2 separate regions of the Homo sapiens genome follow, and region 2 is linked to region 1. Evidence: read pairs that join two places in POLR2A ChIA-PET (ENCODE). Cell type or tissue: GM12878. All regions are shown on one strand. Each heading gives the region's core, and the rest is flanking DNA. Links, peaks and the distances in the headings are about the cores only.

The links. Peaks named below come from ENCODE experiments on the same cell type or tissue, not always from the same donor. Only the 100,000 strongest peaks of a DNase experiment are listed, where the experiment ranks them.
Region 2: POLR2A ChIA-PET joins it to region 1 with 5 read pairs; 5 of 35 experiments call an interaction of 5 or more read pairs at or near these places.

What each region holds. Positions count from the first base shown.
Region 1 is chr4:112,730,807-112,738,806 of GRCh38, forward strand. It overlaps a transcript of ANK2 not described here and the pseudogene RPL32P13. Among named protein-coding and RNA genes, the nearest start is that of MIR302CHG, 85 kb to the left of the region's middle. RefSeq lists an enhancer at 7,329-8,000. In GM12878, for the core only: no CTCF peak of the experiment used is centred there; DNase peaks (open chromatin) are centred at 4,765 and 6,235; H3K4me3 peaks cover 329 bases; H3K27ac peaks cover 1,803 bases.
Region 2 is chr4:112,680,112-112,691,231 of GRCh38, forward strand. It overlaps the pseudogene OSTCP4. Among named protein-coding and RNA genes, the nearest start is that of MIR302CHG, 36 kb to the left of the region's middle. RefSeq lists a silencer at 3,234-3,395. In GM12878, for the core only: no CTCF peak of the experiment used is centred there; no DNase peak of the experiment used is centred there.

The DNA of each region.
Region 1 (8,000 bases), core at 1-8,000:
ATTCAAGACCAGCAGGGCAACATAGTGAGACACTGTCTCTAAAAAAAAAAAAGAGCAGGCGCGGTGGCTACGCCTGTAGTCCCAGCACTTTGGGAGGCCGAGGAGGGAGGATCATGAGGTCAAGAGATCGAGACCATTCCGGCCAACATGGTGAAACCCCATCTCTACTAAAAATACAAAAAAAAATTAGCTGGGCATGGTGGCCCGTGCCTGTGGACCCAGCTACTCAGGAGGCTGAGGCAGGAGAATCGCTTGAACCCAGGAGGTGGAGGTTGCAGTGGGCCGAGTTACACCACTGCACTCCAGTCTGGCGACAGAGCAAGACTCTGTCTAAAAAAAAAAGGCTGAGTGGTGCACAACTGTAGTCCCAGCTACTTGGGAGACCAAGATGGGAGGATTGCTTGAGCCTGGGAGGTTGAGGTTGCAGTGAGCCATAATTGCACCACTTCACTGTCTTCCAGCCTGGGCAAGAGCAAGATGTAGTCTCAAAAAAAAAAAAAAAAAAAAGATAAATATGTGAGGTAATGAATAAGTTAACTAACTTGATTTACGTATTTCACAGTATACACATATATCAAAACATCTTGTTTTACAGCATAAATATGTACACTTTTTTCCATTAAAATAAGGAACTAGGCCGAGCGCAGTGGCTCATGCCTGTAATCCCAGCACTTTGGGAGGCTGAGGTGGGTAGATCTAGATCACTTGAGCTCAGGAGTTTGAGACCAGACTGAGCAATAAAATAAGACCCCAATCTCTACAGAAAATACAAAAATTGTGGGGTGTGTGTGCACATGCCTGTAGTCCCCAGCTATTTCAGAGGCTGTGAGGTGGGAGGATTGCTTGAGCCTGGGAGTTTGAAGCTGCAGTGAGCCATGATCGTGCCCCTGCACTACAACCTGGGCAACAGAGTGAGACCTTGTCTCAAAAAAAAAAAAAAGTACATATAGTAACTAATATCTACATGTTTTGTATGCATGTAATACTCAAAGTGCAGAAGCAAGGTCTCACTATGTTTCCTGGGCTAGAGGAGTGCCTATGTGGCTGTTCACAGGCACAATCATTGCACACTACAGCCTTCAATTCCTGGGCTCAAGCCTTAGGTTCTCAAGTAGCCGGGACAACAGGTGTGCGGCACCATGCCTGGCTCAGGGATTTTCATAAATATTTCATATGTTGTGGTATACAAGTACCAGCTCACAAGAGCCAATGGTTAAAATATCAGGAATTCTATAAGCTAGTTGACTCATGTTGGTGGCTTGAAATCAGGTAGGAAATTGGTAAGTGCTACAAAGCTACAGAGCTTTCTTATTCCTAGGCTGGTTAAACATCTACCAGCACACCACTGGGTGTATCAGCTCATTTTACTCTCACAATGACTATAAAATGGATACCATTATTATTCCTATTTTACAGATGTGGGAATTGACAGAGTAGGGATTTTTTTTTTTTTTTTTTCAAGAAACAGGGTCTGGCCCTGTTGCCCAGGCTGGAGTGCAGTGGCATGATCGTAGCTCACTGCAACCTGAAACTACTCAAACTACTGGGCCCAACCAATCCTGTTCCCGAGTAGCTACAGGCACTACATTACCATACCCAGCTATTTACTTCTTGTTTTTTGTAGCAAGGGGAGTCTCCTTGTGTTGCCCAGGCTAGTCTCAAACTTCTGGCCTCAAGCAGTCCTTCCACCTTGGCCTCCTAAAGTGCTGAAATCACAGGCCTGTGCCCAGCCAGAGTAGGGATTTTTAATTGTAGCAGTCAGGTTCTTGAGTTCATGGTCATAAACTCTTTGCAATGTTGCTACTGATTGCTCCCAGAGAGGTGTTCTCTCCTTACAGTGTTTTCTACAAAACAGAATCTAGCCTCACAATTGAGTGTTGGGACGCACTTTTAGAAGTCATCTACTTGGGTCTTCACCAACACCAAACAATGTGGTCTACCCTGGACTAGAAAGAGCATGAATCTATGCTTCTAAATAACACTCAGTGTTTCAGGCTGGGCGTGGTGGCTCACGCCTATAATCTCAGCACTTTGGGAGGCTGAGGCGGGGGGATCACAAGGTCGGGAGTTTGAGACCAGCCTGGCCAGCATGGTGAAACCCCGTCTCTACTAAAAATACAAAAAAAAAGGGGCCAGGCACGGTGGCTCACGCCTGTAATCCCAGCACTTTGGGAGGCTGAGGCCAGTAAATCACGAGGTCAGGAGTTCAAGACCAGCCTGGCCAAGATGGTGAAACCCCGTCTACTAAAAATACAAAAAAATTAGCCAGGTGTGGTGGCGGGCACCTGTAATCCCAGCTAATCTGGAGGCTGAGGCAGAGAATTGCTTGAACCCGGCAGGTGGAGGTTGCAGTGAGCCAAGATCCTGCCACTGCACTCCAGCATGGGCGACAAAACAAGACGCTGCCTCAAAAATAATAATAATAATACATAAAAAAAATAAATAACACTGTTATTTATATCTCCCTGAGACTTGGATTCCTCCTCTAAGTATAAATAATTGGGATATGATTATATATTAAGTGCCTCTCACATGTAAAATCCTAGTTTAACCAAAGCCTATCCAATTCTGCTTCTTTGTCCTGGTATTTGGAGGTCCGGTATCTGCTCCATATGTAGCCCATAGCTCTACTAGTGACAAAGCATTAGTTCATGAGTAATTTTACTCTAGTTATTTCATACATGTACACATTTTTTAATAGAAATTATGTAAGTTTTATACTAATAACTTACCATGACTTTGCAAATTAGACTTCAAGCTTCTGCAGAAACTGGTTTTTTCACTGATACAGACCCAGCATCTAGCTCAAATTAAACATTTGTGGAATGAATTAAGGAAATTTTCTTCAATTCAATTCAACAATTCAACTTTGATTCAAATCAACAAGAATTAACACCATAGCTATAGGTTAAATATATTGCATAGAAAAGAAAAGAAAAGGAAAAACTGAAGACAGAGACCAATTTTGTTTGTTTGTTTGTTTTTTGAGACGGAGTCTCACCTTGTCGCCCAGCCTGGAGTGCAATGATGTGATCTCAACTCACTGCAACCTCCGCCTCCTGGGTTCAAGCAATTCTCCTGCATCAGCCTCCCAAGTAGCTGGGAATACAGCTGCCCGCCACCACACCCGGCTAATTTTTGTATTTTTAGTAGAGACGGGGTTTCACCATGTTGGCCAGGCTGGTCTCGAACTCCTGGCCTCAGGTGATCCACCCGCCTCGGCCTCCCAAAGTGCTGGGTTTACAGGCGTGAGCCAACACATCCAGCTAACAGAGATTACTTATATGATGTGGTGTGTGTGTGTGTAAAATACATATTTGCATATATACATATATATATGCATAGTATATCTGTGGAAGGAAACAGAAGGAATAGTAACATTGATTTCCATTAGTGATGAAAAGTGTGAATTCAATTTTAAGCCTACTCACAGTCTCTCCTTAAGAGAACAAGATGCCTACTTTCTAATCTTTTGGAGAAGGAACTGAGCTCCCTAGCTGGCTCACTGATGGGACTTGACAAGTGCTGAAAATATTATCTTTAGCTTGGTGAGTAGTGGGAGCATTTCTGCTATTCCCTCTTTCTAGTTAAATTCAGGGCCAAAATATATTCTTGGGATGGCTTAGAACCTTTCCTTTTCCTGTGTCCAGAGTCATTAATAGTCAAAAACTACTTATTGGAGAAAGTATACTGTGAGGATCCCTGTTAGGGGTGTATAAAATCAATGAAAGGCAAGTTGCCTGCTATCAAGTAGCTGGAATCCCCATGTTGGTGAGATAGAGGTGGGTTCCTCATCGTTTTTCTTTCGGGATTTCAAGAAGTGGTTCTCTTGTATTCTTATGCCACGTATAATAACAATTTATATCATTAAATGTTTTCCCATTATCAAAAGATGTTCATGCTTATTTTTAAAACAGAAATAAGAAGTAATACAGAGAAAAAGAAGAAAAGTCTTCCATTGTTTTACAACCCAAAAATAACCACCATTTTTGGGAGACATTTGTTTCCATTTTTACTTTTATAGTATTTTGTTGGTGTGTGTAGGAAGTAATCTGGGCGTTTTGCCCAGTTTGGTTTAATTTTTGTTTATTTGTGAAGTGTCTTAGATTGCATTACACTTATTAGATCATTACTGTTATTAGCTGTTCCTAATGATACATCATAATGTGATCTTATCAATCTAAAATTGAAGCAATAAAAAGTTCATTCCCTAGAGCAATTGCACATGTTGCCTCAATTATGAAGAAATGATACACACTGGAAATATAACTCTAACTTCAGTGAATTTAAAATTCTGGCCAAGTGAGGTGGCTCATGCCTATAATCCCAGCACTGTGAGAGGCTGAGGTGGGTGGATCCTTTGAGCCCAGGAGTTTGAGTCCAGCTTGGGCAACATAGTGAAACCCTGTTTCTACAAAAATTACTGAGGTGAGAGGGTCGCTTGAGCCTGGGAGGCAGAGGTTGCAGTGAGCTGAGATTGTGCCACTGCACTCCAGGCTGGGTGGCAGAGAGATACTCTGTTTCAAAAATAAATAAAATAAAATAAAATAAAATATAAAATTCCCTGGATGTGGTTCTTTAAGCATTTCTTCTCTGTGCACATTGCTTAAGTGTTAAATCAGACTGGGTTCCTTCATATCCCCCAATACATTGCAGCCTCTTCCACCTCCCCAATTTTGCTTATCTCTTCATCTTCCTGTCTCTACCTGTCAACATTCATCATCTTCAAGGACTGCCACCCATCTTCCCACAAGGGGGCTTTCCTTGTTACACTGATGTCAGTCACAAGACACCAGTGAATCTCTCATTTCCCCAAACCACTGAAGTATTACCCTCTGTACCATTCATGGGGTATGTATATTCTATTTCTTTTTTTAAATTGTGGTAAAAAAACATATAGAATTTATCAGCTTAACCATTTCTAAGTGTACAGTTCAGTAGTATTAGGTTTAATCACATTGTTCTGCAACTAATTTCTAGAAATTTTTCATCTTACAAAACTGAAACTGTGTACTCACTGAACAGCTCTCCATTTCCTCCTCATCCCAGCCCATGGTAACTACTGTTCTTTATATTTCTATGAATTTTTCTACATAGGTGACTCATATAAGTGGAATCATTCAGTATTTGTCTTTTTGTGATTGGTTTATTTTATATAGCCTGTTATATTTGTAGTCTACTTAGGTAGACTATAATTTACATAGTCTATGTTCCCAGAATCCTATTCTTTCTTTTAGGTTTCAGAATAGAAATAAAACCCATCTGTGACAAGTGCCTTTCAATTAAATCACTATATTTTTATAATCCCTTGCCTAACTTAATAACCTAATAGCTGCTAAATTTATCTTAAATTTAAATTAAAAAACAGAACCAGGGCTGGGCGCGGTGGCTCATGCCTGTAATCCCAGCAGTTTGGGAGGCCTAGACGGGCAGATTGCCTGAGCTCAGGAGTTTGAGACCAGCCTGGGCAACACGGTGAAACCCCATCTCTACTAATATACAAAAAATTAGCCAGACGTGGCAGCCTGCGCCTATATAGTCGCAGCTACTTGGGAGGCTGAGGCAGGAGAATTGCTTGAACCTGGGAGGTAGAGGTTGCTGTGAGCTGAGATTGCTCCACCGCACTCCAGCCTGGACAACAGAGCAAGACTCCGTCTCAAAAAAAAAAAAAAAAATAGAACCATAAAGTTTTAGAGAATTTAACAAATCAGTTCTCCAATATTACAGATGAGGAAATTGAGTCCAGAGAATCAGGTATACAGAAGCATGTGGCAGATCATTTTTCATTCCCCTTCACAATGGCAGATTTCAGACATCTGCCACTCAGGGAAGAGATTTTTTGTTAGAGAGGAATTTCCTTGCAATCACACTATTTCAGTAGGTGCTGCATGTGTGGTAAGGTTAATGCTCATTCTGCAAATCCTTTTTAGAGGTAACATTCGTGACTGTGTCATTTTTCTCCTAAACACTGGTTGGGGGGCTGTCATGTAGTGAGATTGCTGATGGCATCACTAGACCACTAGTCTTGGAGGAGCTCAGCTGAAGCTGGAGAGAAAAAGAATGGAAATGGAGAGAAAGAGAAATAGTGACAGTAATTCTCCCTTGAAGGAGCACAATTACATTGTTCTCATGACTGGTTTTGGTAGTGGTAAGTAGTGGTGGTGGTAGTGGTGGCTTTTTTTCAGAAAGTCCCTCTAGTGTTTTTAAGACCTTGGGCTCTGAAGTTGCATGGTTTGAGTTCAAATTTGGGCTCTGAATCTTGCTCAGTGTGTGACTTTGGCCTGGTTACTTCCTCTCTAACTATCAGTTTCATTGTCTATAAATTGGGGATAATATGTTTAGCATATTGCTATGGTGAGAATTTATGCATACAAAGTGCTGTGCACATAGTAAATAGTTCATATTCACAAACATTAGTTATTTTTCATAACTAAAAGAAAAATGCTAACACTCTATAATGCTTGATTTAATAACATATTAGACTATTGTATGTCCAGGAAATATGTAAGTTCTCTCTGTAAATCTGCTGCCTTTCATTGCAGCAAATCTTTGCATATACATGCACATAGAGCACATGGTTTGTATTTTATTTTTGTGAAATGTAAATATCCACCTATCCTCTATCTCAATTATCAGTTGCTGCATAACAACCATTCCAATGTTCAGGGCTTTAAAACAGTAGCTATCATTTATTTGCTCCCGATTCTGAGATTTGTGCAGGACTTGGCAGTTTGCTCCACATGGCATCAGCTGGAGCAGCTTGACTGGGGTTGGATGATCCACTTCCAAGGTGGCCTATTCACATGACTGGTACATTGGTGCTAGTTGGTGGAGTTTGATGGGAGAAGTGGTTCAGTTCTTGCTCAGCTGAGTTCCTCAGTTCTTGCTGCCAGCTGGGTTCTTAGTTCTCTTACATGTGGCCTCACCATATAGATGACTTGGGCTTCTTCCTGGCTTGGTAGTCGAAGGAGTTGGACTATGTATGTTAGGATTTTCTTCCATTTGTACAAAAGGAGGAAGCTCAAGGTTTCTTAAGACTTAGGCCTGGAACTGGCACAGGACAACTTTAGCTGTATTCTATTGGTTAAAATGTGTCAGATTCAAGAAGAGATGGCAGTAAAGGATGTAAATAGCAGGAGATTTGGTTCATCGGGGTACATCGATAGAACAAACTACCATACCATTCATCTAACATAAATATTTAGCAACCTTGATGTATAAGAGAATACTCATTTACTAATTCCACAATTATGTACTGAGGATCTGTCCTGTGCCCAGGTTTATAGTAGGCACTGTGGATACACAATTGAATAAGACATGAGGCCGGGTGCAGTGGCTAACACCTGTAATCCCAGCACTTTGGGAGGCCGAGGCGGGCAGATCACCTGAGGTCAGGAGTTCGAGACCAGCCTAGCCAACATGGCGAAGCCCCGTCTCTATTTAAAAAGTACAAAAATTAGCCAGGTGTGGTGGTGGGCACCTGCAATCCAAGCTACTCAGGAGACTGAGGCCAGAGAATCGCTTGAACCAGGGAGGCAGAGGTTGCAGTGAGCCAAGATTGTGCCACTGTACTCCAGCCTGGGCAACAAGAGTGAGAGTCTGTCTCAAAAAAAAAAAAAAAAAAAAAGACATGCAAGATCCTTGCCCAGGTGGAGTATACATCAGGTAATTAAGCAAGTGATTTCAGTAGTTCCTTACTTAACAGGTGCTGTGAGAGTAGTAAGGGCTGTATGCTGCAGGTAGCTAGCAGGAACCTTAACCTAGTCTGCAGGTTCAGGAGAGTTCTGAATTGTGAGTTAAAAACTACATTCTAGCTCTTCCTCTGGGCTGCCTACCGAGGTGGCAGCCATCTCCTCCTCAGCATCACGGCTGCCCTCAGACCCGTTGTGAAGCCCAAGATCATTAAAAAGAGAACCAAGAAGTTCATCCGGCACCAGTCAGACCCATATGTCAAAATGAAGCGTAACTGGTGGAAACCCAGAGGTATTGACAACAGGGTT
Region 2 (11,120 bases), core at 1,533-9,532, 49 kb before region 1:
CCTGTCTAATTTTTGTGCTTTTAGTAGAGACGGGGTTTCACCATGTTGGCCAGGCTGGTCTTGAACTCCTGACCTCAAGTGATCCACCCGCCTCAGCCTCCCAAAGTGCTGAGATTACAGGCGTGAGCCACCACGCCTGGCCCAGACAAGCCATGTTTCAAGAGCTCAATTGTTACATGAGCTAATGGATATGACATTGGACAGCACAGACTCAAACTTCTGCCTCAGTTTTCTTATCTGTTAAGTATGTATAATAATAGTATCTGTCAGCTGGGTGCAGTGGCGCACACCTGTAGTTCCAGCTACTGGGGAAGCTGAGGCAGGAGGATTGCTTCAACCCAGGGGTTCAAGGCTGCAGTGAGCTATGATCTATCATGTCACTGTATTCCAATCTGGATGACAGAGGGAGTCCCCATCTCTTAAAAAAAAATATGTGTATATATATAATAAATCAGTTAATTAAGAAAATGCTATCTGTCTCATATGATTGAGTTTGTTAATGGATACAACAAAGTGCTTACGACACACTCAGAATTTTAAAAGTAAAACGTTGTTGTCTGGGCATGGTGTCTCACGCTTGCAATCCCAGCACTTTGGGAGGCCAAGGTGGGTGGATCATCTGAGGTCAAAAGTTCGGGACCAGCCTGGCCCTGGCCAACATGGTGAAACCCCATCTCTACTGAAAATGCAAAACATTATCCGCAGTGGCACATGCCTGTAACCCCAGCTACTCGGGAGGCTGAGGCAGGAGAATTGCTTGAACCCTTGAGGCAGAGGTTGGAGCGAGGTGACATTGCACCACTGCACTCCAGCCTGGGCAACAGAACAAGACTCCATCTCAAAAAAATAATAAATAAAAATAAAAATAAAAAAATAAAAAGCAAAACGTTGTTAGTGGCTGGAGCAGCTCAGTGGTCAGAGGCTGGGAACCACCCCACATCATTTCCTTAGCTTGCTTCACACAGGAAGATAACCCAAGACCCTCTGTAAGAGTGACCTGATGGTCTAGGGAAGAGTTCGTTGCCACTCATAGTAGAGGAGATCTCATGACAGGAGGATGAGCAAAGCTGTAATCACAGGTGAGCAAAGATCACAGAGGGCACTGATAGCATACAATTGAAAAAGATCACAAGATTTGCCCAGTAAAACATTAATGATTTTGTTGAGATGGTTAGTGTTATCTCTTTAATGACTGATACATAACCCTATCTTATTTTAGCTCATTTCTGCAATAGAAAGTGCCAAATAAGCAACTGCTCTTAAATTACTATCTTAATCTATTTGCAAACAATTCAGTAAAAAAAGTGTTTTGGGGCCAGGCGCAGTGGCTCACACCTGTAATCCCAGCACTTTGGGAGGCCGAGTCTGGTGGATCACGAGGTCAGGAGTTGGAGACCATCCTGGCTAACATGGTGAAACCCTGTCTCTACTAAAAATACAAAAATTAGCTGGGCATGGTGGTGTGCGCCAGTAATCCCAGTTACTCGGGAGGCTGATGCAGGAGAATCACTTGAACCCGGGAGGTGGAGGTTACAGTGAGCTGAGATTGCGCCACTGTACTCCAGCCTGGGCGACACAGAGAGACTCCATCTCAAAAAAAAAGAAAGAAAAAAAGTGTTTTTATCTCAATTTTTCAGGTTAGGGATTCTATAGACGAAAATGAAGGGAAAATAGCTAAGTTACACAAAGGTCACCCAAATGGACAGAACAAAATTTTGGACCTGGGTTCATCTGATTCCCAAGCTCATGTTATTTTCATTTACTAAAAAGTACCATAGATTACGCCAGATATTTAAATCAAATAGAATTTAAAATGTGTCTTTTCACAATACCATATCTTATCACTATTTCCTATATAGGTGCATGTTCAAATATTAATTCCTCTTTTTGTGGATTTTATTTATTTATTATTATTTTTGAGACAAGGTCTTGCTTTGTCACCCAGGTTTGAATGCACTGGTATGATCATAGCTCACTGCAACCACAAACTCCCCTGTTCAAGAGATCCTCCTGCTTTAGCCTCTGGAGTAGCTAGGACTACAGGCGCACACCACCATGCCTGGCTAGTGTATTTTGTTTGTTTGTTTTTGTTTTTAATGTTTAGTAGAGATCATGTCTTGCTACATTGCCCAGGTTGGTCTTGAAATCCTGGGTTCAAGCGATTCTCGCACCTTGGTCTCCCAAAATGCTGGGATTACAGGCATGAGCCACTGTAAGGCCTAGCCTTTTGTGGACTCTAGTTTTTAAAATGGTACTACATTTTACATATTAATGCCACATTTGTCAAGAGCCCAAAGAATCAGGAAGTAAGGAATTATTCTGAGTAGGAAAAATAGTTGTCATAAAGTTCGGTGCCCTGGATTCAAGACTATTCTCTTTTAAAAAAAATTGTTTTTTCTTTAATCAACCCCCAAGTGTTTGGACAAGACCAATCTCATAAGAATCTTCAGGGCCTCATTCTGAATCTATTGGTTTGCATTTTGCATGAAGTTACAGCAGTTCTCATGATGTGGCTTCCAACCTTATAACAGATCAGAATGGTGTTAGAGGAAAATCAGCTGCTTCAGGTGGCATATCAATGACAATTAAGCAACAAGTGATTTCCTGTCAGCACGGAAGAAAACAAAAATTTTAAAGGAAAACTCAAGCCCTCCAAAGAACATTAGTAAAGTGTCATTTAGTAGGGCCAAATGGTCCTGGTGTTTTTAGAAGGCAGAGAGGTTCTAATACATCTTAGAAATGTTCCTACATACGGTCGGGTGCGCCTGAAATCCCAGCACTTTGGGAGGCCAACGCGGGCGGATCACGAAGTCAGGAGTTTGAGAACAGCCTGGCCAACATGGTGAAACCCCGTCTCTACTAAAAATACAAAAAAGTAGCCGGGCATGGTGGCGAGTGCCTGTAATCCCAGCTACTCAGGAGACTGAGGCAGGAGAATTGCTTGAACCCAGGAGGCAGAGATTGCAGTGAGCTGAGGTCCTGCTACTGCACTCCAGCCTGGCCTGGGTGGCAGAGTGAGACTCCATCTCAAAAAACAAACAAACAAAAAATCATTGTATGTAGGAACATTTCTCTCTTTCTTTCTTTCTTTTTTTGAGTCAGAGTTTCACACTGTCGCCCGGGCTGCAGTGCAATGGCATGATCTCGGCTCACTGCAACCTCCGCCTCCCGGGTTCAAGCAATTCTCCTGCCTCAGCCTCCCAAGTAGCTAGGATTATAGGCATGCACCACCACGTCCAGCTAATTTTTGTATTTGTAGTAGAGACGAGATTTTATCATGTTGGCTAAGCTGGTCTCCAACTCCTGACCTCAGGAAATCCGCCTGCCTCATCCTCCCAAAGTCCTGGGATTACAGGCATGAGCCACCACACCCCGCCTACAATAATTAATATAAAAATATCTTGGGCCAGGTGCGGTGGCTCATACCTGTAATCCCAGCACTTTGGGAGGCCAAGGCGGGTGGATCACCTGAGGTCAGGAGTTCAAGACCAGTCTGGCCAACATAGTGAAACCCTGTCTCTACTAAAAATACAAAAAAAAAAAAAATTAGCTGGGCATGGTGGTGGGTACCTGCAATCCCAGCTACTTGGGAGGCTAAGGCAGGAGAATTGCTTGAACCCGGGAGGCAGAGGTTGCAATGAGCTGAGATCACGCCATAGCATTCCAGCCTGGACAATGGAGCGAGAATCTGTCTCAAAAAATATATATATATAATATAAAAATATATATTTAAATATATAAAAATATATAGTTATATTTATATAATATATTTATATATTTAAATAGATAGTTTTATATATATTTATATATTATTTATATTATTTATATATTATATATTTATATATTATTTATATATTTATATAAATATGTATTTATAAATATTTATATAAATATATATATTTATAAGTATTTATATATATATTTATAAATATGTATATAAATATATATTTATAAAAATTTATAAATATATATTTATAAATATATATTTATATATATTTATATATATATATTTTTATATATTTTTATATATATTTATATAAAATATAAATATATATATTATATAAATATATAAATATATTTATATAATATATAAAATATGTATAAATGTATACATATAGGAGCTTGTAAGGAACCCTGTTAGCTACCATCAAAAGTCTCCATGCATCCATCCGTCCATCTATCCATCCATCCATCCATCATCCATTCACCCATTCATTACTGTATTTAAATGGAATGTGTATCTAGGGAGCTTATGTTCAAGTAGGGGGGAGACATGTAAATCATCACAGTAGAGTGACAGTATAGTACAATGCCTGACACATAGTAGGTACTCAAAAGTATTTATTGAGTAAGTGAAAGAATGCATAATATAGGTAAAATAAGAGCATAAAAGAGAGAAATTTTTAACATGGCAAAACCCTGTATCTACCAAAAAATTTAAAAATTAGCTGGCCTGGTGACATGCAACTATAGTCCCAGCTACTTGGGAAGCTGATGTGGGAGGATGTCTTTAGCCCAGGTGGTCTAGGCTGCAGTGAGCCGTTATCACATCACTGCGCCCCATTCTGGGTGACACAGCAAGACCTTGTCTTAAAAATAAACAAATAGTACGCCGGGCACGTTGGCTCATGCCTGTAATCCCAGCACTTTGGGAGGTCGAGGCAGGCGGATTACGAGGTCAGGAGATAGAGACCGTCCTGGCTAGCACAGTGAAACCCCGTCTCTACTAAAAATACAAAAAATTAGCCGGGCATGGCGGTGGGCGCCTGTAGTCCCAGCTGCTCGGGAGGCTGAGGCAGGAGAATGGCGTGAACCCGGGAGGCGGAGCTAGCAGTGAGCCGAGATCGTGCCACCGCATTCCACCCTGGGCAACTGAGTAAGACCAGTCTCAAAAAATAAAAATAAAAATAAAATAAATAAATAAATAGCTTGCTGCCACCAACATGGAGACTTTGTACCGTGTCCCATTCTTAGTGCTTAAATGTCCCAACCTGAAGCTGAAGAAGCCGCCCTGGCTGCACATACCATCGGCCATGACTGTGTATGCTCTGGTGACGGTATCTTACTTCCTCATCACTGGAGGAATAATTTATGTTGTTATTGTTGAACCTCCAAGTGTGGCTCTATGACTGATGAACATGGGTATCAGAGGCCAGTACCTTTCTTGGTCTACAGGGTAAATGGACAATATATTATGGAACGACTTGCATCCAGCTTCCTGTTTACCATGGGAGGTTTAAGTTTCATAATCCTGGACCCATTGAGTGCACCAAAGATCCCCAAACTCAATAGATTTCTTCTTCTAGTCATTGGATTTGTCTGTGTCCTATTAAATTTTTTCATGGCTGGAGTATTCATGAGAATGAAACTGCCGGGCTATCTGATGGGTTAGAGTGCCTTTGAGAAGAAATCAGTGGATACTGGATTTGCTCCTGTCAATGAAGTTTTAAAGACTGTACCAATCCTCTAATATGACATGTGGAAAAGAATGAAGAGCAGCAGTAAAAGAAATATCCAGTGATAAAAACAGGAAGCGTATTGAAGCTTGGACTAGAATTTCTTGGTATTAAAGAGACAATTTTATTACAGTATCTTTTTTTCCTGCTGTCCTATTGCTATACCAATTATGTTTAGTGGCATTTTCTTCTTAGTTTTTCATTTCTTACTCCATATCTACAACTATAATATCAAATAATTATTTTTTACAGCCCCCTTAACATTTTTTGGAGATGACATTTCTGATTTTCAGAAATTAACATAAAATTAAGAAGCAAGGTTCCATAAGCTGAGAACTCTGGACAGCTTATCAGCTTTACCTATGGTGCTTTGCCTTTAACTAGAGTGTGTGATGGTAGATTATTTCAGATATGTATGTAAGACTGTTTCCTGAACAATAGGATATATGAAAGGAGCAGAAATAAATCATCTTCCTAATTAAAAATAAATAAATAAGGCCAGGCACGGTGGCTCATGCCTGTAATCCCAGCACTTTGGGAGGCTGAGGCAGGCAGATCACGAGGTCAGGAGTTCGAGACCAGCCTGGCCAACATGATGAAACCCCGTCTCTACTAAAAATACAAAAATCAGCTGGGCATGGTGGTGGGCACCTGTAATCCCAGCTACTCAAGAGGCTGAGGCAGGAGAATCGCTTGAACCTGGGAGGCGGAGTTTGCAGTGAGCCAAGATCACGTCACTGCACTTCAGCCTGGGTGACAGAGCGAGACTGTCTCAAAAATAAATGAATGAATAAATGAATTAATTAATAATAAAATAAATAAAGTAGACTGGTGTGGGGTGGGGCTGGGGGTAGCAGAGCCCAGAAGAGGGATCTTGAGCTGTGTTTCATAAAAGTAAGGGAAGCATTTGAATAATAGGGAGCAAGATATTTGAAGGCAAAGTGGTGGTGAAGAGTAAGACATACTCAGGACCCTGTGTGTAGTGCTGGAATGGCTGGTCATGAGGCAGAAGCCACAAGCCAGGACCAGATTGTGAAGAACTTTGTGTATTAAACTGAAGAATTTGGATTTTATTGAATCCAGTGTATCCAATCCAAGCATTTACTGAATACTTGGAGTGGAAGGAGAGGTGCCACCTGGTTAGATTTTTGTTTTAGAAAGATCATTCTAGGATAGATCATAGGATCAGAGTCAGAAAGACCACTCAGGAAGTCCTAGTCCATCTTTAAAATGAGGGGGTAAGTGGGACCGGGAGGATGGTGAGAGTGTGAATAAAGATAGTGGCAAATGCAAAGACAGAGAAGGGAAGTACTACAAAAGAAGTTGGTATGAGGAGAATTCAATGACTGTTGTGGGGAAGATTGGAGGGAGAGAAGGAGATTAGGATAATCCCTAAAATTCTAGATTTCATGTGAAAACACAGAGAAGCAGCTGAAGTTGGTTTTGGACACACAGAGTTTGAAACGCTTAATGGGTCTGAATAGTTGACTTCTGGGGTATGTTTTATCCTCATCCTGGTCTTTTAGCTTTATTATTCTTCATATCTCCATTTGCATGGTTCAAAAAAAAAAAAAGAGCACAGAGAAGGAAAGAAACTTTATTTTTTATTTTTTAATTTTTTTTTGAGATGGAGTTTTGCTCTTGTTGCCCAGGCTGGAGTGCAGTGGGGTGATCTCGGCTCACCGCAACCTCCGCCTCCCGGGTTCAAGCGATTCTCCCACCTCAGCCTCCCGAGTAGCTGGGATTACAGGAATGTGCCACCACACCTGGCTAATTTTGTATTTTTAGTAGAGACGGGGTTTCTCCATGTTGGTGAGGCTGGTCTCGAACTCCCGACCTCAGGTGATCCGCTCGCCTGGGCCTCCCAAAGTGCTGGGATTACAGGTGTGAGCCACTGCGTCCAGCCGAAGGAAAGAAACTTTAAAGGACACAAACTAAAATGTTCCTTGCATGCTCAACTGAATAAAATATTGAGGTAATTATCTTAAAAGTTAACATATAAAGTACTTTTAGCAGAAACAGGAAAACAATTGTTTAGTTATGGGGTCTAGACATTGTTTTCTTTGTCACTGGAATAAATTACTCTCCATTTCTCTCCTGTTCTCTCTGATCTATTTTTGCAAAGTCACATTTATGTACCATCTGCAAACCAATGAAATTTGCTATTCAAATTTTCCTAGTTGGGTATAAATATTCTGCTCCCATTTACAGATCCTTAGATCATATTTTAATTTTAAAAATCATAAGGGGTCAAACACACATTTTCCCATCTAAAAACCTATGTCTAACATTATTTTCTCTCCTCATATTCCCTCCATGATCTCACCAAAAGCTAATACTTTGAAAGAAAGACATTCTATCATATGGCAAAATTCCTTTTTTTTTTTTTTTGAGACTGGGTCTTGCTCTGTCACCCAGGCTGAGATGCAGTGACACAGTCATAGGTCACTGCAGTCTTGAACTCTGGCATCAAGCCATGCTTCTGGCTTAGCCTCCTGAGAAGCTGGGATTACAAATGCAAGCCACTGCACTTAGGCCAGAATTTATATATATATATTTGTAGAATAATTTTATATTCTAGCTTCCTCTTTTAGAAAAGTGCTTCTTGGCCGGGTGCAGTGGTTCACACCTGTAATCCTAGCACTTTGGAGGCTGAGGCAGAAAGATCATTTGAAGGCCAGGCGCAGTGGCTCATGCCTGTAATCCCAGCACTTTGGGAGGCCAAGGCAGGTGGAGTTCAGGTCAGGAGTTCAAGACCAGCCTGATCAACATGATGAAACCCCGTCTTTACTAAAAATACAAAAATTAGCCGGGAATGGTGGCGCGCGCCTGTAATCCCAGCTACTCAGGAGGCTGAGGCAGGAGAATCTGTTGAACCCGGGAGGCAGAGGTTGCAGTGAGCCGAGATCACACCACTGCACTCCAACCTGGGTGATACAGTGAGACTCCTACTCAAAAGAAGAAAAAAAAAAGATCATTTGACCTCAGGAGTTCGAGACCAGACTTGGCAAGATGGTGAAACCCTGTCTCCACCAAAAATACAAAAAATTATCCGGGCGTGGTGGTACATGCCTGTGGTTCCATCTTCTTGGGAGGGTGAGGTGGGAGGATAGCTTGAGCCCAGGGGGTCGAGGCTATAGTGAGCCTAGATGTGCCATTGTACTCCAGCCTGGGTGACAAAGTGAGATCCTGCCTCAAAAAAATTAAAAAAAAAAAAAAAAAAAGGAAAAGTGCTTCTTGACAGAGTACTATCTCACATTTCCTGAAGCTTTTTACAAAGCTGTTTAAACAATTGTGAGGTTCGAAGTGTCCTGAATTTGCAGTTTTCCTCATCTGTCCTTTTCCTTCACAGTTTCCTAACTCCTCTGAATAGGCAATATCATCTTAATCCACTAAGATGAATTTGTCCTTCAAAAGGAAGTTGTTCTAAACACCAGAGCAAGTCCATAGAAGAGTACTTTACCCTTTTGACCTACTCAATTAGCTGGTTTTCACTTTGGCTCTTCATGTACCAAGCATGCTGCCCTGAGGAAATGGAAATTATCCCAGTGGAGAAGAAGGTCAGAAGCCTCTTCTAGAGGTTTCATTCAATCTAGGATTACTATTCTTGTTCCTTAAGGTCAACATAAATAGTGTTGACCAAATGATTAAAATACATACAAACACAGTGGTATTTCCTAACTTTATACATTTCCTATTCGAAAGACTGTCCTGGGCTTCACCCCGGGGCCATATTCACGTGAAGTTACCATTACACTCCTGAATGCAAAAGTAGGCCCATATTAATTTCAATGCAATCTTTGACTCTTACAGTCACTTGTATTTAGTTTCTTTCTTTTTTTTTTTAGATGGAGTTTCGCTGTTGTTGCCCAGGCTGGAGTGCAATGGCGCCATCCTGGCTCACCGTAACCTCCACCTCCCAGGTTCAAGCGATTCTCCTGCCTCAGCCTCCTGAGTAGCTGGGATTATAGGCATGTGCCACCACGCCCGGCTAATTTTTTGTATTTTTAGTAGAGACAGATTTTCTCCATGTTGGTCAGGCTGGTCTCGAACTCCTGACCTCAGGTAATCTGCCCGCCTCGGTCTCACAAAGTGCTAGGATTACAGGTGTGAGCCACCGTGTCCAGCCTGTATTTAGTTTCTTAAAATATATTGTTATAGAAGATGCTGTGGCCGGGAGCGGTGGCTCACGCCTGTAATCCCAGCACTTTGGGAGGCTGAGGCAGGCGGATCATGAGGTCAGGAGATCGAGACCATCCTGGCTAACATGGTGAAACCCTGTCTCTACTAAAAATACAAAAAATACGCCGGACATGGTGGCACGCGCATGTAGTCCCAGCTACTCGGGAGGCTGAGGCCAGAGAATCGCTTGAACCCAGGAGGCGGAGAATGCAGTGAGCTGAGATTGTGCCACTGCACTCCAGCCTGGGCGACAGAGCGAGACTTTGTCTAAAAAAAAAAAAAAAAAAGAAGCTGGGCGCGGTGGCTCATGCCTGTAATCCCAGCGCTTTGGGAGGCTGAGGCAGGCAGATCACCTGAGGTCGGGAGTTCGAGACCAGCCTGACCAACATGGAGAAACCCCATCTCTACTAAAAATACAAAATTAGCCAGGCATGGTGGCACATGCCTGTAATCCCAGCTACTAGGGAGGCTGAGGCAGGAGAATTGCTTGAGCCTGGGAGGCAGAGACTGCAGTGAGCTGAGGTCATGCCATTGCACTCCAGCCTGGGCAACAAGAGTGAAACTCCGTCTCAAAAAAAAAAAAAAAGAAAAGAAAAAGAAGATGCTGTGGTGTCTGAGGTTAACACAGTAGCTGGGACAATAGGCCTGTCTAAATTAGAATCTTCATACCAGACACCACAGCATCTTCTATCACAATAAGGAGAATCCTTGAGACTAGGAGGGCTGCAGTGTGCTATACCAATCACTTGTCTGCACTAAGTTCAGAATCAACATGGTGACTTCCTGAGGGCAGGGGACAACCAGGTTACCTTGGTAGGGGTGAACAGGCCCAGGTTGGAAAGAAAGTAGGTCAAAACTTTCCCGCTGATGAGTAGTGCAATTGTGCCTGTGAATAGCCATTGCACTCAGCTTGGGCAACATAGCAAGACCTGTTTATTAAAGGAAAAAAAATTCTAATTTATACTACTCTACAATAAAAAGGAATGAACCACTGATGCATGCAACAACTAGAATGAATCTCCAGGGAATTTTGCTGAACAAAAAAAGCCAATCTCAGATGGCTACATATTCTATGATTCCATTTATATAACATTTTCGAGATATTACTTTGATAATTTAAAAATTTATTTTAAGGGCCATGTGTGGTGGCTCATGCCTGTAATCCTAGCACTTTGGGAGGCCGAGGCAGGTGGATCACGAGGTCAGGAGTTCAAGACCAGCCTGGCCAAGATGGTGAAACCCCGTCTCTACTAAAAACACAAAAATTAGCCAGGCGTGGTGGCAGGCTCCTGTAATCCCAGCCACTCAGGAGGCTGAGGCAGGGAATTGCTTGAACCCGGAAGGCAGAGGTTGCAGTGAGCTGAGATCATGCCACTGCACTCCAGTCTGGGCGATACAGCAAGACTCTGTCTCAAAAAAAAAAAAGCACATATATTAATATTCATAAATGCATGGAATATTATCGGAAGAATCATAAGAAAC